Linked DNA regions of Mus musculus: region 1 is linked to region 2. The links are chromatin loops, found by intact Hi-C in ENCODE. Cell type or tissue: left cerebral cortex. All regions are shown on one strand. Each heading gives the region's core, and the rest is flanking DNA. Links, peaks and the distances in the headings are about the cores only.

Region 1 (11,378 bases), core at 1,371-9,370, 72 kb after region 2:
TCTCTCTAGTTAGAATATCTTGTATCCGTACACATATGACATATTCCTCCAAAGCAAAATCCAGTGTGTAAAATTTTAGCAGCTCCAACCACAACTGTCCCAAGGGTACCTGATTTGGTGCTTCCAATGTTAAAGGAGACTGGAAAAGAAAATACTTTTAATTCAAGTTTCTCAAAACTATAAAATAAAAAAATTGATAATTAGAAAAAAATAAAGTACATATATTTTCAAAGTCAGGCATAAAGAAAGCACTTTTTAAAAAAGCAATCAATCAGTTTGAATTACAGAACTCCAAGGAATTCTGTGTTTTCATTAAGCCAGTGATTATCAAGTTTGAGTGCACATTACTATCACCAGGTGAGCATGAAATTCCATATCACCTCCAAGAATCTGATTTAACTGATATGGCATATTTGGACTGAGGACGGGGTGCTGTATGTGTGAGTGTGTGGGATGAGAAAGCTGTAAACAGAACCCAGGGGCTTATCCTTGTAGGTTTTTGTGTTTCTTTGTTTCTTTGAGTAGGTGTGTTTCATGCTGTAACAAAGGCTAGATACAACCTTCCAAATATTAAAATTACACGCACTACACTAGTCTTAAATTTTGTAAAGCTCTTTACAGTGAACTTCATGCACAGTCAAGGTTGTAAATTACTGGACAGCTATTACAATTTCTTGTTGCAAAATTTATTTTCAAAAACTAAAAAAGATTGTTATTCAGCAAACCTTTCTTTAGAACCTACTATGTTCCTAGATTTGAGCTAGGGATATTAAAATAAAAAACCTCATATTTACAGCATATAATGGCTACCGTCCTTACTCATGCTTGCCTCTAAAACCTAAGCCTACATTAACAATGCTCTGAAACACATACTACCAAGCAAGGTGCTGTCTGATGATCACCTGGCTTCCTGGCTACTTTATCTGTGGGGTTGGGTTGGGTTGGGTTGGGTTGGGTTGGGTTGGGTTGGGTTGGGTTGGTTTTTCGAGACAGTGTTTCTCTGTGTAGCCCTGGCTGTCCTAGAACTCATTCTGTAGACCAAGCCGGCCTCAAACTCAGAAATCCACCTGCCTCTGCCTCCCAAGTGCTGGAATTAAAGGTGTGTGCCACCACTGCCCAGCTATGTGTCTGTATTTTAAATCACCACATTATACTTCCACCCAAATAAGGTAGAGTCTTATTCTGCAGACACAGATGATTTTTGACAACAGCAGTAAAAGCTAAAAACTTAAGGTGGGATTTGGAATACTCTGGAAAGAAACCAAGGTGCATGCCTTCATGACGCTTACTGCCCCAAAAAAGAAAATAACACATTGGTAAGTAAATTAAATAGTAAGTTAGAAGCAGCTAAGTGCCATGGAGGGGGATTGGGGAGGGAGGGTTAACATAACAAAGAAGATGGGAATCTAGGAACAAAAAAAATTTACAGTGAGTAAACTCAGTCTCAGAAATCAGTTTTGTTGAAGAATCCTAACCTGACTGGAAAAGAAAGTATTATAAGAACAGGGAACCGATAAACATATCTAATGCAAAAGAGTGGCTAACTTTAAAAAGAAAACCAGATGACTCTCAGCATCACAGGAGGAAGGGGAGGAGAGAGAATACTAAAAGCTGGTAGAAGAAGCAGAGTGATCCAATAACTACTGGCTTTTTTCTATACTAATTAGATGAAAAACAACTAAACCATGTTTGTGTAAGGACAAACAAGGGCAATATCTAATTTAACTTTTTAACAATGACTCAGATTATGTTGTGCCAGGCATGGTGGCGCACGCCTTTAATCCCAGCACTCGGGAGGCAGAGGCAGGTGGATTTCTGAGTTTGAGGCCAGCCTGGCTACAGAGTGAGTTCCAGGACAGCCAGGGCTACACAGAGAAACCCTGTCTGGAAAAACCAAGGGGGAAAAAAAAAGACAGATTATTATGTTGTTAAATACAGATAAAGGCTGGGAGTACATGCAGAGATTATCTGTTAGAAGGCTATAGTAAAAATCCAGGCCAGAATGAAATTGGCTAGGACCAGGTTAGTTAACTATATGTGGTGAAAAGTGATGGAATTTTGGATATACTTTGAAGTAAAGATAACAAAATTCAAGATTTCTGAATTACTTGATAAAGGGTTTTCATGAAAGACAGGAATAAAGGATACTTCTGAAATTTTAAACTGGATGCTTGAAAGGACAGAATACTATCAACTGATGAAACATGAAAAACTTCAAATTTGACAATAAGACCCAAAGGTGAGTTAAGATACATAAAGATATCTAAGCCAACACTAAATAGGGAGTTATATACAATTACATAGTTCAAAACAGAGTACTTGTCATCCTACAGAAAGCGCTTAACCTATCAAAAGAAAGAAGACAAATCAAAAAAGATCATAAGCCAAGCTTGTAGCACTTCAGCATTAACTGACTGAAGGAAAAGAACAAATCAGCAAAAGAAACTGAGAAAGACTAAGCAGCAACAACTGTGGTGTACTGAAATTATACCAAGGAAATAATCAACTGGAAATGTTACTGCACCAAAAGAGATAGTTTTAAGTACCCATGAAATTTAACAAAATAGAAGCTGATAATGTGTTTTTGGCAAATTGATAATGTATAAGAAAACAGAGAAAAATAAAAAATATGGATACTATAACCAATTCTGTTAGTTTTACTACAAAGGGAAACCAAGCAATAGCTCGGAAAAAGAGCCCCTAACATTTTTCTTTAAAATGGGAGAAAAGGCAAAATGTTTGACTCAATAATAAATGAAAAACTTGGAACTTAGGAAGGAAAGAAAACTGCTAGAGTAATAACTGTCCTGGATTAATTCAGAAGGCAATGGAGAAGATGCCTGTAGATTCCAAACTGGAAGTTCCTTTACAAAAAGAAGTAACAAGGCAGAATGTGAGTATATGACAGCAGATGATGGTGAGTTTACAGCCCTCTGTCGATTGCTTCAGTATTTTCAGTAAACTAAAAATCAAGATCATTAACTGGGATTACTGAAGAAAATCAGGGAAGTACAAGAATTCAGTGTTGAAGAGAGCAATCATTTCAAACACAAGGCATCTATAATCTTAAAACAGTACAGGTTTCTGAGGGGCAATATCCATGTATATTTTCCTACAGTTGTCTAGCACTCAAGAAAATGCTTGGAACACAGCAGGTTATTAATAAGTGTGTGCTGAACTAATTAAATAAGTAAGCCAGCCCCTTATAGAACAAAAGACTTTTATTTCTCCACACAATCTGGCTACAAAAATCCATAATATGCTTAAGCTTTAATGAAAACCTAATTCATAAAGGGAATTTTACAGGTTGAAATGAAAAAGGAAACAGGCCAAGCAGTGGTGGTACACGCCTTTAATCCCAGCACTTAGGAGACAGAGGCAGGTGGATTTCTGAGTTTGAGGCCAGCCCGGTCTACAAAGTGAGTTCCAGGACAGCCAGGGCTACACAGAGAAACCCTGTCTTGAAAAAAATCAAGAAAGAAAGAAAAGAAAGAAAAAAAAAAAAAGGATAGGAAAGGAATGAGGAAACAGAATTAATTGCCTTGACAGGATTCAAACAATACATGAAATAAATGTATTAGATAATCTCAGTACCAAAAACTAAAACAGTTCAACCCCTCACTGTATAGTTGAGGAAATGAGGCCAAGAGCTCAATCTACTGCTATTCAAGAAGTTCACTAAAGGTGTCATAAATTCTACATGTAGAAAAGCCAAAACAAAAAACAAAAACAAAAGCTTACTTTGCCATGTTTTGCCTTCGCAGCATTACTTTGGTTGTCTGTTTCTGTCTTCTTGGTATCATCTTTTGGTTCGTCTGCCTTAGCTTTGTTTTCATCAGCAATTAAGTTTTTCTCAGTTGCACTACTTGAATTATATTCCCACTTCACAAACTTCTCTTCTACTATGCCCTTCAGCTGAAAGTCATCCATTCTTTTCGGGTCAAAGCCTTCAATCTATATAAATGGGCATTCCAAATTAGTAATAAAAAATTATTAAAAAATAAAAGAGAGAGAAAGAGAAAAAATAGAGAAACTAGAATTCCACCTTAAAATGTTTGAGCACAACACTCCATAAGAACTACACACACACACACACACACACACACACACACACACACACACACACTGCAATGCAAACGCATGCTTACCCAACTTCCAAGTAAGCAAGGAAGAAGAGGGGGTTTTCTTTGTTGAAGAAAAAACATCACCATCAAAGCAAAGCAGTAAGAAGGGATTCCACCATCAGTTTGGGAGTCAATATAGCACAGCTGCAAAATAAAATAGAAAAAAGTTCTAGCATTGAGCTTTCTTCACTCATGTGAAACACAGTAGCTCGTTCTTCACTGTTTTTGTTTTGTTTTACAAAAAGTCCAAATAAAAATGAAACCTAAGAAATAATCTGGAATCTTACCATTCAGAATATAATACCCACGTTACTGATTTCCTGAACACATCCCCCATGTTTTGATACAGGATTTTACTGTGTAGTCTAGCCTTGAACTTGCAAGCATCTTGCCACACTTGTCTTACATGCTCAAGTGTTAAAATAAATAGGGTATTGGCCGGGCTCAATTCTTTTTTTTTTTTTTTTTTTTTTTTTTGGATTACATTGATGGATTTTCGTATATTTTTTTTTCCATTTTTTATTAGGTATTTAACTCATTTACATTTCCAATGCTATACCAAAAGTCCCCCATATCCACCCACCCCCACTCCCCTGCCCACCCACTCCCCCTTTTTGGCCCCGGGCTCAATTCTTATCTCTGAGAATATCATATGCCATAAAGAATTGGTTCCTGAAGCTGGCGAGATGGCTCAGTGGTTAAGAACACTGACTACTCTTCCAGAGGTCCTGAGTTCAATTCCCAGCAACCACATGGTGGCTCACAGCCATCTGTAATGGGATCTGAAGCTCTCTTCTGGTGTGTGTGAAGAGAGCAATAGTGTACTCATATACATAAAACAAATAAATCTTTAAAAAATAATAATAATAAAAGAACTGGGGTTCCTATGGACAATTTTTTCAAAACTGTAAGGTTCAGCGTCTGATGACAGAAGTGTCTCCCAGTGAAGAATCTTGTTCAAATTCCCCTCTCCAAATGAGCAGCAACGGCCACTGCCAAATCCCTCCCCAACTACTAAGTCTTTTATTTACGATAATTTTATTTACTATAGAACTATTTTAAATTATTTGTGTGTAAGGAGCCATTTGCTTCCCTTCTGGCATGAGAACATGACTATAGTGTAACAATTAAAAATACAATGTAACCCGGTGTGGGGATATATGTCTTTGATCTCAGCACTGGGGAGGCAGAGACAGGTGGAAAGTTCAAGTTAAAGTAATGGAAGCAGGGTGTGGTGGCACACACGCCTTTAATCCCAGCACTCAAAAGACAGGCAAGAGGATCTCTGTGAATCATAGCACAGCCTGATCTACAGATGAGTTCTGGGGCAGCCAGAGCTATACAGAGAAACCCTGTCTTAAAAGGCAAAATAAACAAGGAGAAGGAAGATGGAGAGAGAGAGAAAGAGAGAGAGAGAGAGAGAGAGAGGGAGGGAGGGAGGGAGGGAGGGAGGGAGGGAAGGAAGGAAGGAAGGAAGGAAGGAAGGAAGGAAGGAAGGAAGGAAGGAAGGAAGGAAGGATGGATGGATTAACTCTTTAAAGGGAGATTAACAGCACTTGTCCTTGTAGAGGACCTCAATTCAATTCCCAGCACCCACATAGCAGCTCACAATTGTCTGTAACTCCAGTACCGGAGGCTCCAACACCCTCTTCTCACCTCCTCCTCCCCAGGTCCCAGACACCCAACACATACATTTGAGAAAAGCACCTGTACACATAAAATAAATAAATTTGAAAGAGCAATGAACATAAATTAAGTGGAAAATTCAAAAAATAAACAATTTGCAAGTCTAATTGCATGGCACTGTCATAAATGTTCTATTTTATTATTCTCTTACTTATAAATTAAACTTAACCACAAATGTGAATAATGAAAAAAATAAGTATTATAATGGTTTAGTGCTTATCTATAGTTCCAAACATCAACTTGAAGGACGGATAAAGGAACTTATTACATGCATATGAAACCTTATTTTAATGTCTTTGGTGAAATCAGTCACACAATTTTCCATGTGGGGCAGACAACTACTTTCTTCTACACATTATAAATTATATGTCAAAACAAGAAAAAGCTTGACTAATTTTCTTCTGTTCCACTTACCTTAGCCCAATAGCGAAAAGCTAGCACTAAGGGAGTGAAGACGGGTTCCACTTTGCCAAGAGCAGCAAGTAAGTCAGTTGTGAGACACGCCATATCATTTCCTGCACTTACTCTACACAGTAAAGCACTGTGAATGAGAAACAATTCATTGTATTAACGCCTTTAAAAGAAGAATGCTTCAAAATCCCAGACGCTACTCTTTTCCATCATGATATTTTAATAACTGAAACAGTTACTACAGGGACTGGAAAAGTGGCTTAGTAGTTAAGATCCTATACTACTCTTGTAGAAGACACTAGTTTCATTCTTAGCACTCACAACAGATATACATATAGATAAAAAAAATAATTGTTTTAAGTCATAGTAAACCATTTCTTCTATTTATTTCTTGTGTATGATCACATGTGTACCATGAAGTGCATGTGGAAAGCAGAGGAACTCGTGCAAGCTGGGTCCCACAGATCAGGCTCAGATGGTCAGGTATGGGGACTAGTGACTTTATCCATGGAGCCACCTTATCAGCCTACACTTGGGATATATAGATATATATGTAGATAGATATAGATAGATAGAGAGATATATAGATTTAAAAATACAATTTTAGCTCAAGAGAAAATTACAAACCTGAGCCACCATTAACACTAGCATACTTCTCTCTTAAATCATTCTCTTTTGCTTTGTCCATGATTAAAAAAATAAAACAAATTTACTAGCTATACTTCTCAACTTTAATTTCATATTCAAGCTTTCATAATGTTGTTGGTGCTTTCAATTTAAAGATTAGAATTTACTTATTAATCCATGACTCATGCTTTTGTAGAAAACAGGAGCTCCCTTAAGAATGAGAGGAATATAGTAGAGAATATCTAGAAGAGGGAAAGGGAAAAGAAAGAAAGAAAGAAAGAAAGAAAGAAAGAAAGAAAGAAAGAGAGAGAGAGAGAGAGAGAGAGAGAGAGAGAGAGAGAAGGAAGGAAGGAGAGAGAGAGAGAGAGAGAGAAAAAAAAGGAGAGGAGAGAGGAGAAAGGAGAGAGGAGAGAGAAGGGAGAGAGGAGAGAGGAGAGAGGAGAGAGGAAAGAGGAGAGAGGAGAGAGAAGAGAAGAGAATAATGAATCTAAAGCTGCATGTACCATACAGGCAGTTTAATACAATGTTAAAAACAAAAAATCACTGTTTTCTGTTTTACTATGACCTACCAGAAGTCAAATGCCTATTTTCCAGTATTGAATTTGCCTTAAAGGATATAAATTTGTACAAATCCTTACCCCTCCCAGTCTCAATTTTCTAATTTAGAAAATAAGGAAGTTAGGTTGAAAAGATGGGTTAGCCAGCTTGAAGACTTCAGTCCCATCCCTTACAACCCAACCCATCCTGGAGCCCATGAAAAGCTTTGAAGGAGAACACTAAGACTGTAAAGTTGTCTTCTGACCTTCACACATGTGTCAGGGAAAGCAATGTTCACACATACACATTCAATCTACTTAAACTAGATCACCATAAAACCTTCTGACTTTAAATAAGAAAATATGTTAGACTACAAGAAAAACAACTGAATAAATCAACAGAAAAACATCTATTTTTGTACTTTTCCCCCATGTTGACCTCAAGTAAAATTCAGCATCCTACTTGATTTTTTTAAGACAAGGCCTCACTATTTAGTCTTGCCTGGTCTGGGACTCACCATGTACACAAGCCTGGCCTCAAAATGATAGAGATCTGGGGCCTCTGCCTCTCCAGTACGGTGTATAAAACCATGCACCACCAGAACTGGCTAATTTTCCTTTTTCAAAGGTACTTTTACCCTCTCAGGCCTAGAGAGAGACATCTGACTAGAAAGACAATGAGTCATGGCAATTAAACAAAAACTACATTGTAAAAAAAAAAACACTATTTTGGGTGTGTGCACGCGCGCACATGCATGCACGTCCTTAGTGGATGTCAGAAGGCAACTTTTAGTCTCTCTTTTTACTGTGGATGTATGTCTCAGGATAAGCTCAGTTTTTCAAGCTTAGCAGTAGGTGCTCTTACCCACTAAGCCATCTCACTAGCCCCTCGATTATAATAGGCAGTAAAACCTTATCAAGAGTGGCTATTTCTTAATTTACGTTTATATGTCCAGAGCAATATAATAATTACACAAAAGTAATTGCTCTTAGCACTGTTGGGTGAGTAAATGAATTTAGACAAATAAAGAAAAAAAAAGTTTTACCTAAAGTGTTTTATTTTTAATTCTCTGCTAGCTCAATTTCTTAATCACACGCATTTGACGTGCTTTAATAGATGACAGCTAGTATAGTCAAATAAGCCTAGTAAGAAACCTAAGGCACACAATTTCTTCTCTTGAAGTTGTTTGCCACAAATCTGATTCTTTGTATGTTTTTTTTCTTTTGGGGGGGAGGGAACCCTGTGTAAATACCATGTAAGTGTTTATGATTAATGGCTTATATGGAATCCAAGGAATAGAACTCAATTTGTCAGATTTATGTGGCAAATGAGCCATCTTGCTGACCCTGGGGTGAGTGTGCATATGCATGTGAATATGTTCTTGCAAGTGTATGTACATGTTTATGTATATATTCACAAACATGGACAGATACAGTCACACATGTGTATAATAAGCAGAGGTACATAAATTGTGGGTATCTCTGACTACTGTTCTTTATGTTCCTATTTGAAACAGGGTCTCTCACTAAACCTGAAGCTCAACATTTTAGATAAGCTGGCTGCCCAGCATGTCCCTAGAAACTTCCTGTTTTTTCCAGGAAGATGACCCAGCTTGTTATCTAGGTGCTGGGGATCCAAACTCAAGTCCTCAGGTCTCGTGTTTGTGCAGCAAGCCCTTTACCCACTGAGCCATCTCCTGAGCCATACAGGCTTTTGTTAGTTTTTATAAATACCTTATTTTCTTCATTACCAACCTTTTCCGATCTTTGCACACCACAACAGGAACTTTAGCATGAAAATCAGATTCCACATCTATATATAATGCTAATAAAAGGGGGTGAAAGTAAGTTAATGTCAATATTTCTAGTAAAGAGTAAGTAATAATTTCATTCTAAAATTCACTCTCATTACTTCTGTGAAATAATTCACTCTTCTCATTACGAAAATGAACCCAAAAGAATCTCTTACCTCTCCTGGAGTCATTTGTTATATGCCACAAGCCACAACAGTATCAAATACTGTCTGAAAAATCATAAGCACCATAAGACCTCTAAAATGTGAATATTTCCAAGTAGATATGGAAATGTCACTCACGAATATACAACAAAGAGGGCATATCACTTACTTTTGAGGGCTACAGCCATAGAAGTATGTTTTGCTTTCAAGTATAGCTCTTGACCCCACCTAATTAATATTTTCAAAATCTGCCTAATAGAAGCTCCTAAGGAGACACTAACATGGGAAGAGCATATGTCTGCAGTGAAATGTACCACCAAAGTAGACTTCATGTCATAAATCCCTACTTCGGGGCCTGGGGATAGCCCAGCAGGAAAGGTTCAATCCCCAGCATGCATGTGTTGGAAGGAGAAAACAAGCATGAACAGGTATATAAAATAAATTAAACTTTAAAATTAAATATAAATATCTACTTTATGTAAAAACAGATGGATTGACATTTCATTTGGAAAAAAACTCAAAGAAAAATCTCAGTAGTACCTGATGGAATGATTTATGATTAAAAATATGTACTAGAAACCCGTTATGTCAGAAATATCTTTATACACAGTGACTATGGCAGAAAAACACAAAAAATTTTATGAGAGGTTTGAAACACAAAATATGAAAAATCTTTTAGATAGCAGGTTTATATTAAATAGAACATACTTTAAAATGCTTTTAAACCTACATATAACTTAGGATGATCTCTGATGTGAAAGAGATGAATGTTTTAAAGTTATAATAGGCTGAACACTTCTCTATAATTCTCAAGAAGCAAAAACCATTATGTTTAACTCATATTTATAATATGCTTTTAAGTTTTTGTGTATTTAAAACAAGTATGTTATTTCTTATATAAATTAATTTCCTAACCCAATGGTAACAAGCTCATAAATGGGCTAATAAGATGACTCAGCAGATAAAGGTCCATGTCTCCAAGCCTGACAACCTGAGTTTGATTCCAGGGACCCAGAAGGTATAAAAGAACAACTATCATGCATATACCACACCACCACCACCATCACCATGACACACACACACACACACACACACACACACACACACACACAAACAAACCTAAGTAATTAAAAAAAAAAAAAAAAAAAAAGGAGAAGGATGAGCCAACTAATTTACTAGGGTGTAATATATAAACTGGGGTGTGTTTTGAAATACTATACTCTTTTATTTTTATTTTGCTTGAAAGTATTTTACCTATGTAAATATCTTTTTTTCTTGTAAAAAGCATTCCAGACAAGTAATATATGAAAAAGTACTAGGCATGATTCAGTTGATACAACACAATGATTAATTTAGGCTACTATCATTGTTTCCAGTAGAAAGAAAATGGCCAGGCATGATGGGAGAACACTTTTAATCCCAGCACCCAGCACTCAGGAGGTAGAGGCATGTGGATCTATGTCACTTTTAAGCCAGCCTGGACTACATAGGGAGTTCCAGGACAGCCAGGACTATGTAGAAATCCTGTCTCAAATAAACAAACAACAACAAACAAATGAACAAACAAGAAAAGTTGAAATAAAGCATGTACACACATCTTTATTCTGCATCTCCCTCTAATTTTCTTCATCAGTGACTTTTCAATAACATGAAACAGGCCTATTTGTCTTCACTTACACATGAAATGCCCGTAACATAGTAGTTCCCCCTTTTACCTAAGGAGATTCTTTCTACACTTGATCTTAGTCAAAAGGCCAAGAAGCGATGAGGAGATACTTTCTAAAATGCCAGTAAATATCTACAATCCAAGGTAATATCAAACCCTGTAAATGCTAGCCTTTTCTTAATTATGCATGCATATGATAAATTTTAATATGTAAATTAGGCACTGTAAAGGATTACCAGGAGTAACCAAATAGAACAGAACAGTTACAACATAGAACAATTACATACATGAATGTGGACGCTTTTCTGTGCATGATATTGCAGAGTATCTAATAAGCTGGTAACTAGACAGCTACAAAAAGACTAGTGGGT
Region 2 (11,020 bases), core at 1-8,000:
TTATCTCCTAGAACACAAGATTTTGCTCCATTTCACTTCCTGGTACTCCTTCAATACTCGAACCATATATTTTATATTTTGCCTTTCTAAGCTTGCTATGCTTGTTCAAACTTCTCTATGTGAGACTTAACCAGAGAACAAAGTCTCTGCTGGGCTTTTTTGAACCTTCCTTTGTCAATGCAATTAATCCAAGTCTCTTCACCTTTGCCTCAGGCAGACTTTTCAGACAAGGGTTAAAAAGTAGCCACATTCTTCACCAAAATACCACAAAAACAGTCTTTATGCCACATACTGAAATTCTTCTCCTTTGAAATCTCTTGGGCCAGGTTAACACAGTTCAAATTACTCCCAGCAGCAAAGTCTTCCATATTCCTACTAGGATGACACATTAAGTCTCATTTAAAGCATTCCACCGAGTTCCAAATCCAAAGTCCAAAAATCTATATTCTTTCAAATAAAATCATGGTCAGGCCTATCACAGCAATACCCCACTCCTGGTACCAACTTCTGTATTAGTCAGGGTTTTACTGCTGTGAACAGACACCATGACCAAGGCAAGTCTTATAAAAACAACATTTAATTGGGGCTGGCTTACATGTTCAGAGGTACAGTCCATTATCATCAAGGTGGGAGCATGTCAGTATCCAGGCAGGCATGGCGCAGGAGGAGCTGAGAGTTCTATGTCTTCATCCAAAGGCTGCTAGTGGAAGACTGACTTCCAGGCAACTAGGGTGAGGATCTTATACCCACACCCACAGTGACACACCCATTCTAACCAGGTCACACCCATTCCAACAAGGCCACACCTTCAGATGGTACCACTCCCTGATCCAAGGATAGACAAACCATCACAAACATATATTCTTTTTATTCACTGATGCAACACACAATTGTAAGAAATAAATCTTGTAACTTGCCCCAACTTTCCACAATGAAAACAAATGTCTCTAAAATAAAAAGCACAGACTCAAGCAAATTGTAGTACTCAGTAAGTATTCATTTAAATAAAATGGGAATATCAACTGAATGATTTATCTGTAGCAAATTCCTATTTTCCATCAAAGCTTCTATAATCCTCAAATAATCTAACTTTAAGATAAATGGTGTTTAAAGGGCATTTAAAGTCGTAAAGATACTAGGCATGATGGTGCTCAATCCCAGAAGTTGAGAAACAGAGGTAGGCAAATCTGAGTTCAAGTCCAGCCTGGTCTATATAGAGTTCTATGGCAGCCAGGGTGACACACTGAAACCCTCTCTCAAAATTAAAACAACAACAAAAACCTTATATAGTCATTTTTGGAAACTAAAAAAACTTTCATACAAATTCTTGGATGTATGCCCACTCTATGACTCGGTAATTCGTATACCTATCAGAAAAGACATGAACCAAAGTGTTCCCATTAGTAGTATAGAACAACAAAATTAATCAAACTATTAAAAAACTTGCACTGTTGTAGCTTGGAATTGTATTTTCCCAAAGGTCACCTGATAAAAGCCAGGGCTGCCATGTGATAGGCTTTTGGGAACTGATTGGCTCACAGAGTATCTGACCTCTTCAATGGATTAAAGGTTCACAAATTGATGGGCTACTTGGGAGATGATAGAAATTTTGAAATCTCTTAAAATCAAGGAAACAGGCGTTAGAGAGATGGCCCAATGGTAAGAGTACCTGTTGCCCTTGTAGAGAACCTGAGCACCCACACAGCAGCTTAAAACCAACTTTAACTACAGTTCCAAGGAATAGGACACCTCCTTCTGGCCTCTGGAGACACCAGGCACATACTTCATATATAGCCACATACATGACTTAGGTAAAAGGAGTAGATCCTTAGGGACAAGCCTTTGGGGTGCCCTTATCTTGTCCTAACATGACCCTAGACAGAAATATCTGAAATTGTAAGCCAAAGTAAATCTATCTTCCTTGTTTTTTTTTTCAAGTACTGTGTCATAGCAACAGAAAGTTGGCAAACACATGCACACAAAATGTAGGATTCCTCACAAAATGAAAAGATGACAAGTTAGATGCCTACAGTACAAAAGGCCTGCTACCTGCTGTCCTTAGGACTTCTTTCCAGAAATCCTAATTATTCATCAACTTTCCACTGAGGAATGACACTCATATAAAAGCATGTTGAAATGCTAATACACAGCTCAATCAACTACTCTTCCACACACCCCCAACCCCCCCCCTCCATCAGCAAAATGATTTTGATTATCAGCAAAAATGGTGAATGGACTGGGGAGCCAGGAGGATTGGTTTGGCAAAGAGAAGAGTTTGACTTCTAGCGATATCCATGGAAGGACACCACAAGTCTGAACCCAGTACAGGAACCATACCCAATGCAAAAACATAAAAGGAACCTTAATAAAAGTTAAGCCCAAACTCTTGACACATGTACCTCATTTAAATCTTTAAAGTAACCCCAGAACAATGTAAATTCATAGAAGATGCTCAATAATAAATATTTGCTAATGAAAGGGAGATGTTATCTTTGTACAAGTTAAGTCTGAACAGTCAGATACCAATAAGCTACCTTACCTTATGTATCATCGTATCACCTGTGAAAATAGTATTTACTTCTGGCAGCTTATTATATACAGTAATATATACAGCTTCCCAATCAGAGTGGCAGGTCCACCGGACCCATTTCCTAATCCACAAAATGGAAAAATAGTATCTCTTTTTATTCAACCAATATTATTTGAGGCCTGTGTGCTAAGCACTGTTCTAAGATAATCAGACTAAGAGAAAATACGGTATGATAAACCAATGCCCATCCTACTGTAGCCAACTATTGAAACAATGGATTCCAAGAAGTTTGACTTGTCCCCAGAACTTCATCCTGAAGCCAGAGGAACAACTTGTCTATAGGAAGGATTAGCAACAACAGTCTGGAGGAGCCTCTCAGGAGAGGGGGCTGAGATGTGTGTCTATAAGTGTTCCAGGACAAACGGGGCTACAGAGAGAAACTCTGTTTTGAACCCCCCTCCCGCACCTTCCCCAATCTAATTCTGAAAAAACAGGGTGTGGTGGTGCATGCCATTAATTCTAGGGCCTGAGGCAGAGGCAGTCTCTAAATTCGAGACCAGCCTGGTTCTGAGCAAGCTACAGGACAGCCGGCTCTACACAGAAAAATGTCTAAAAACCATTACAGTAGAAAATAATTACGATTATTCGACTTCTATGGAAAACTAAAAAGACCTCGTGACAGGAATCTCACAGCTCAAAGCTTAGAACTCCCAATTTCTCCAATTGTTAAGAGAAGGCTAGACCCAAGAAAGTAGAATACGAGCCATTAGATGTTTTCTCCAGTGATTGGAGATGAAAGCTCACTTAAGGGCAAGCCATGTGGAGAGGAGACGCCAAAGTCCCAGAAAGTGACTTAGAGAAAGTCTGTCTCTGGGCGGAATCACCAGTAAAGCGGAGAGCAACACCAGCTCCGCGGTTCCAGAGGAAAGGTTGCGAGTGCTTTTCAGAAGCAGTGCACGCGGAGAGCCAAAGCCTTAGGCTCCCCACCGAGGGCCGGCGCCACCCGCTTCTCCGAGGTCTCCTTCAGTGCAGGAAGTGTTCCTGGAGCTCCGGGGAGGCGAGAAGGTTTACAGGCTTGCGAGCGGTGCCGGCACCGACGGCCCTAGGTGCACGTGTATGCAGTCCGTGGACAACGACCCGCACTCACCTCGCCGACGCTTTGCAGTCCAGGCACTGGAGTAGCTGGGGGACGCTCGCTCGTCCAGGTCTGGCTCCTCCGGGAGACCACGGCTACAACACGTAGTCCCAGCTCTCAGCTGACTAAGAACTGAAGGCACAGGAGAAAACTTTTCGCGCCACTAACCGAAACCCCGCCCACAGTGTGATTCTGATTGGCGTTTCGGACACTCGCCACGCCCTCCCGGGGGTTCATGACGTACTTCCGCCAATTTGCTTGGGCCCTCTCTGGTGCGGGGTGTGCGTATTCCGGCGAAAGAGTTCTACGCCACAGCTTCCGGTACGAAGCTGGTGGCTTTCCGCGGTCGCAAGGGATTCCTTAATGTTTCCCTAGCCTCCGGTAGTCCTTTTTTTTTTTTCCCTTCTTTTAAATAAATACTGAATGTGACGTATTAAGCAAGCCGACGGAAATAGAATTGAAAGAGTTCTAAAATGGCGAACCGTACAGTGAAGGATGCCCACAGCATCCATGGCACCAACCCTCAGTATCTGGTGGAGAAGATCATCCGGACGCGAATCTATGAATCAAAGTACTGGAAAGAAGAGTGTTTTGGACTTACAGGTGAGCGACAGCGCGCAGCCCGCGTCTCGGCTTACGGGTGGTTTCTTCTGTCTGAGTGAGGAAGGACGGACCCTTTGGGGGTGATACTGGAAGAGTATGTCAACTATTCATATAAACTGCTCTGTGCCTGGACTTGTACTAGACGGGACACAGACAAATCTGACACGATCTTTTTCTCTTTTCTCTTTTTTCTTTTCCGTTTTCCGAGACAGGGTTTCTCTGTAATAGCCCTGGCTGTCCTGGAGAACTGCTGGCTTCGAACTGCCTCTGTCTCCCGAGTGCTGGAATTCAAGGAATACACCAGCACCGCAGGGCTCACCGGTCTTTCCTTCTTTCTTTCTTTCTTTCTTTCTTTCTTTCTTTGGGGGGGGGGGGGGGTGGGCTCCGAGACAGGGTTTCTCTGTAGCCCTGGCTGTCCTATGTCCTGGAACTCACTTTGTAGACCAGGCTGTCCTCGAACTCGAACTCAGAAATCCGCCTGCCTCTGCCTCTGCCTCCCAAGTGCTGGGATTAAAGGCGTGCGCCACCACGTCCTGCTTGACCGGTCTTTCTTTTTTTTGTTTTGTTTTTCGAGACAGGGTTTCTCTATAGCCCTTGCTGTCCTGGAACTCACTTTGTAGACCAGGCTGGCCTCGAACTCAGAAATCCACCTGCCTCTGCCTTCGAGTGCTGGGATTAAAGGTGTGCGCCACTACACCCGGCTTGACCGGTCTTTCTTGATGCTGAAGGATTTCTTTAGTTTTTTTTTTTTTTTTTTGAGCCATTCCATTTTTTTAAATTAATTAATTTATTTGTTTATTTATTTATTGATAGTCTGCTGGGTCCTAGATTGTTTATCTCAGGGACCAGATAAGGGTTCCTTTAATGCAGCTTGAAGATGTTCAAGGAACTTCACCATTCCTATAATAAAATTCTTGCTGTTCTTAAATGGGTCAGTAGTTTCATTTTTGACCTGCTTCCCCTAGTCCTTTAGGTTTCTGTTTTGTTTTGGGGTTTTTTTGTTGTTGTTTTTTTCCCCTGAGACAGGGGGCCTTGGATGGCCTGGAACTCTCTTGAACACACAGAGATTCATCTGCCTTCCCCTTCTGGTCCCTAGGATTAAAGGCATGAGCCACCTCGCTGGCTCCTAAGTTTTTTAGAGTGGCTCTCTGTCAGCTGTCGTAGCTTTGTTCAGCTTCACCTGGTGTGACTCTGGCTGTGGTTCTTGAGCATGTAAAATCACTTAAGCTCTTTTTTGTTCTCATTATCCTTAGCTGGAAGCCAGGACAATGATTATTTGTTTTTTTGTTTTGTTTTAGACAGGGTTTCTCTGTGTAGTCCTGGCCCTGGCTGTCCAGGAACTCACTCTGTAGACCAGGCTGGCCCTGAACTCACAGAGATGTGCCTGCCTCTGTCTCCCGAGTTCCGGCATTAAAGTTGTACACCACCCCAGACCAGCATCTGGTAGTAATAAGAGGACTTTTCCCTCATAATTTGTTGTATAAAGATTGAGGACTCATGAGTCCCACCCTTCCTTGATGGACTAAACAATTAATGGAGACTGGGACGAGGGGTCTGTCTCTCTCTGTAGTGCTGTAGTTCCAGGCATATGTAGCCCTGGCTGTTCTAAAACTCACTCTGCAGACTAGGCTGCCTCAGACCCAGAGATCTGCTTACCTCTGCCTCCTGAGTGCTGGGACTGAGCAATCATCACCATGCTCAGGGTTTTTTGTTTTTTTCCTTTTTAAGGCTGTTATTAATAAGCTCTTGTTCTCTTAATATTAAATTCTTATTGACTATTTAGGAACTCTAAACCTTTAGCTATTTAACCTTCCAACCAAGAAAAACTAAGGCCAAGAAAAACTAAAGCCTTTAATATGTCTAAGATGTATGTCACTTTGTTTTTGGCTGTTTCAGCTGAACTTGTAGTGGACAAAGCCATGGAGTTAAAGTTCGTTGGTGGTGTGTATGGTGGAAACATAAAGCCAACTCCTTTTTTGTGTTTAACCTTGAAAATGCTTCAGATTCAACCTGAGAAGGATATCATTGTTGAGTTCATAAAAAATGAAGATTTCAAGTGAGTATGTTAACAAGTACAACACTTCTAGTGGTTCAGAATTGGCTTTGTTAATAGGACTGTTGTGTTTCATTTCCACACGCTTTTGCCCTTGAACTTGTATTTTGTTTGCTGTGGTAACATAGACCTAACTCCCCCTTCCCCCAAACAGATTTCACAAATTAAATAAGTATACACACATAGTATTTGTACATATGCATACATACACACATACACACAGATTCTCATCAAAGCCATATGTTGGTAGCCATCAGATGTGGGAGTCATACAACATAAGATGTTAGTTGAAAGGTTAGTTCTGTATCTTATTTAGACTTTGTTACCTATTGACTGTGACCCCATAGAATTTCTTTAATTATTTAAAGCCTATCAATGTAGGGTAAACGTAATTAGCTGTTTCATATTATCTATTCTCTAGGAATGCAGAGGCAGGTGTAGGAGGCAGGTATATTAGCTGATCCTATGCCGAACAAAATATGTTTTAAGGGCTTCACATATAGTGATTCATAGATCTGTGGCTGAGATCAAGCCTGAGGGCAGAAAAATGCCAGGGGGCTGAGTCTGATTCCTCCAATGTGAGCTGGAGAGGTAAAGCTGGCTTCAGAGGATGGTTTGGTTTGGTTTGGTTTGGTTTTTTTGAGATATTGCCTCACAATGCAGTCCTGGCTAATCTTGTATTTATGGCAGTCCTCTATCCGCTGCCTCCTGAGTACTAGGCTTCACTTAGGATTCCTGCCAGAATGCATATTCATTGCTGTACTGTTCTTCTCACATGATGAAGCTTGAATTTCAAATGGAGATTTGAGTAAGGAATTGGATATATGAGATGAAAAAGGAGGGATAATACTTAAAAAAGACAATTAGAAATTAACTTAGTAAGAACATATGCTCATACTGTTGATAACACTATAGTTTTCTTGCATTTATTTATTGCACCAAGGTAGTACATTAGGTAGCAGATTCTCCATTTTAGAGGTTGAGAAAACACGTTCAATATCTGGTACTAAAGTTAGTAATTTATGAAATCAGAATTTTAACCTCTATGACTTTGACCTTTATCTAGAACCTACATTTGTGCCTATGTATGCATGTTCTAGCATTATTATAAAATATATATTATGTTTACTGTGTTGTAAGTGTTACCTTTTTGGAATCTTAGGCTAATTCTGTAAAGTTTTACAGATGATATACCTGAAAGTTGAACAACATGTAGCAAGCCCTCACAGCTCGTGATCGGTAGATTAGGAAGTTGACTAGGTCTCCATATTTTAGCCATCATCTGTTCTACGATATCTTCAGAATTACAGCTTTATCTGATAACAAGAAGAAAAAAAAAAACCAAGAAACATTTTTACCGACTGTTGTCATGAGAAAAGCCAGTTATAAAACTCAGGAAGTCTTGAAATGGCCTGCTGTTTCACTGTACTCTCTCTGGTAGGTATGTCCGGATGCTGGGGGCACTTTACATGCGGCTCACAGGAACTGCAATTGATTGCTACAAGTACTTGGAGCCTTTGTACAATGACTATCGAAAAATCAAGAGCCAGAACCGAAATGGAGGTATGAGGCCAAGTCTCTAGACTGTTGTTCCTTGGCCTGTCACTCGTTTTCACACGCGCTGAGTGTTCCTGTGCATGGGCATTGTCGCTGTGTCCCTTCCGTCAGGGGAAGCCTTAGCCTTGGTGGGCCTTAACCCCTTGGGAACATGGCTGCCTTCCTTCCCTGCTGCATTTCATGTTAAACACTGACTTAAGTCAGATATATTTTCCACATATGCTCCATCCACAAGATGTAGAAGCTTCAAAATGGTTTCTTTATAAAACCTGCGTTAGCCTGCCCAAGGTTAGTTTCCAAATCCTACAGCTTGACATTCTTTCCCCTGCAGGCTGCTTCTCTAGGATTGTTTCCACACTATGCTGTACTCTGTAGACTAAGTGGACCTATGTTACTCATATAGGGACTCCACTGAAGATACTAAGCATATCCAAGGAGATGTTTCTATCTTTTTTTTTTTTTTTTTTTTAGGTATTTTCCTCATTTACATTTTCAATGCTATCCCAAAGGTCCCCCATACCCACCCCCCTGTTTCTATCTTTTGTAGCTACATCTTTGTTTTGCTTTGTTTTGAGGACATGTAACTCTGTACTGTAGCTGAGAATGACTTCAAACTTCTGATTCTCTGGCCTCTGCCTCTCAAATATGGGAATTACAAGAGTGCACTACCATGCATGTCTTGGGAGGGAATAGTATTGGAGAATTGAACCTAGGGAGGGCAGCATGCATGTGAGGTGAGTGCTCTGCCACTGGGCTACTGGCCTTGGCCTTGGAGATACACCTGTGCTGAGGAAGGATTTCTAGTAATATAATCAGAGACTCTCCAGTGGAGAGACACCTATCTTCTTCGGGATATAGAAGATTAACAATTTAGTGTGAGTTGAATATTCCCCTATTCAAAATGGCTTAAAACGAAAGTATTGCAGATTTCAGGGCATTTTAGATTTTAGAATGGTCATATAAACTATCAATTGATCATCTCTATCCAGAAACCTCAAATACTCCTTAGGAATTCTCAATCTGTATTATACTTTAAACTTTTATTAATTTATTTCTTCACTGAAACATATATATTGAGAGTTGGTAATATGCCAGGTGTTATGTCACTCACGAACTAGAAGCAACATGACTGTGGTATCTAAGATGCTCTGTGGTGGTCCTGTGCATGACAATATGTTGAGCAGTATCCCGGCCCACTCACTACTAGACTTAATTACACTTTCTTTGAGTAGGGTGATAGAGGTATGCGAAGTCACTTGAGCCATACAACTAAGTTAATATTGCTATGGAGATTCTAAAAAATTGTCATTTTATGTTATAAAAAAATAAATATTTTTGTTTTAATATTTTGTCTATATTGTGATTGTAAGCACGTATGTGCTATTGTGCATGTGTAGAAGTCAGACAAATCTGAGAGTTATTGGGGTTTGTTTTGTTTTGCTTTTCCTATTGTGAGTTCTAGGACTCAAACTCATATCATCAGGCATGTGTAGCAAGAGCTTTGACCTACTCAGCTATCTCACCACAGGCCTCTAAAAGAGAAATATAGTATATTTGGGGACATTATGGATTAGTGGGAGAAGTTACTATTAAGTGATCTATTAAAATTAACATGAATGATGATTCTTGAGTTATCTAATCTAGTCAAGACTATATGACATAATTCAAGACCAATAGTGTCTGCCTTTATGTTTCTGTCTCCTGTTTTTTGCTTCTGCTACCTGGAACAGCCTCATTCATCTCTCTTTTTTTTTTTTTTTTTTTTAAGATTTATTTTATGTGTATGAGTACACTGTAGCTGTACTGATGGTTGTGAGCCATCATGTGGTTGCTGGGAATGAAGATTGCTTGCTTCAGATAGCCCTGCTTGCTCCAACCTAAACATTTATTTTTTATTATATCTAAGTACACTGTAGCTGTCTTCAGACACCCCAGAAGAGGACGTCAGATCTCATTGTGGATTGTTGAGAGCCACCATGTAGTTGCTGGGATTTGAAATCAGGACCTTCAGAAGAGCAGTCAGCACTCTTAACCACTGAGCCATCTCTCTAGACCCCTCATTCATCTCTTAGTTTCTTTCTAAAGAGGCTTGACTGGGCTGATACCTCCTGTCAAGGCTGAGACCCATATGGTTGAAGAGGATAAATTCTGGAAAGTTTTTTTCTGGCTGCTACATATATTCTGTAGCAAAAGCTTGTGCATGGGCGTGGTATATGTAAATAATAAATGTAAGTAAACATTTTTAAAGAGGTAAGGCACAAAGTTGGGGACTTAGTCCAGTGGTAAGGTAAGGTTGGGGATTTAACATAGTGATGAAGCACTAGCAAGCACAAGGCCCTACTTTCAGTTCTTGTCTCCAAAAGAAAGGAAGGAAGGAAAGGTGTGGCACGTAGGGAGCTTCACATAAACTTTCATGATTCTTTTACTCTTTGCGTAACTAAGTCATTTGCAGGTTGCTTAATCTAGTCATTTTTCTCTTCCAGAGTTTGTGCTGATGCATGTAGATGAGTTCATTTATGAACTCCTGCACAGTGAGAGAGTCTGTGATATCATTTTGCCCCGGCTACAGGTATGAGACAAAGGTCACCTTTTACTTCTCACATAAACACAAATACCTACTGAAACACTGAAGCTTTAAGAGTTGTCTTAATAAGTCCTTATACCAAAATTTACAAAGGGTAGGGAATGAGATAAAAGCAGGTAATGTTTCATGGGTAGGCTTTGAAAATGAATAGAGGAAAGGATGTCTTATCCCAAATATACCTGGAGTATTGTTTTTTCAAATTGGTAAGCTAGGCTAAGAAACAGAAGAAAGATCACTCAGAATGAGAAAGAAAACACTCAATCCTTTAAACGTCTTGTGTCTTGTTTATCATCTTCCTTCACACCCAAAGTGATAACTATTCATGAAGCAACAAAAAAAAGGAGAACCTTTAGGCCTGAGAAAATGGCTTAGTGGGTAAAACACTTGCTGTACAAGCCTGACACTCTGAGTTCATATCCTTAGAACCCACACAGAAGGAAGACGGAGGATAATGCCAAAAGCTTACAGATCAGCTAACCTAGCATCCACATGTACACTCTGGCATATGTGCTTCACAGATAAAATTGTAAAATATTGAAAGAACTAAACAACCTTACC

What was found. Hi-C counts contacts between places; a loop is a spot of excess contacts. Peaks named below come from ENCODE experiments on the same cell type or tissue, not always from the same donor. Only the 100,000 strongest peaks of a DNase experiment are listed, where the experiment ranks them.
Region 1: it touches region 2 in a loop (2.3-fold over the local background); 8 of 42 quality-filtered maps call a loop at or near these places.

The regions. Positions count from the first base shown.
Region 1 is chr4:108,500,797-108,512,174 of GRCm38, reverse strand. It overlaps Tut4 (terminal uridylyl transferase 4), which reads right to left. Exons shown (of 31, transcript NM_175472.4): 9 at 9,140-9,209; 10 at 6,225-6,351; 11 at 4,149-4,268; 12 at 3,742-3,954; 13 at 1-139. Among named protein-coding and RNA genes, the nearest start is that of Gm23138, 8.4 kb to the right of the region's middle. In left cerebral cortex, for the core only: no CTCF peak of the experiment used is centred there; no DNase peak of the experiment used is centred there.
Region 2 is chr4:108,572,233-108,583,252 of GRCm38, reverse strand. It overlaps Prpf38a (PRP38 pre-mRNA processing factor 38 (yeast) domain containing A), which reads left to right and starts at 3,917. Exons shown (of 10, transcript NM_172697.3): 1 at 3,917-4,268; 2 at 6,165-6,324; 3 at 7,763-7,884; 4 at 10,362-10,447. The coding sequence starts at 4,139. It overlaps Orc1 (origin recognition complex, subunit 1), which reads right to left and starts at 3,799. Exons shown (of 17, transcript NM_011015.2): 1 at 3,678-3,799. In left cerebral cortex, for the core only: no CTCF peak of the experiment used is centred there; a DNase peak (open chromatin) is centred at 3,930; H3K4me3 peaks cover 1,803 bases; H3K27ac peaks cover 567 bases.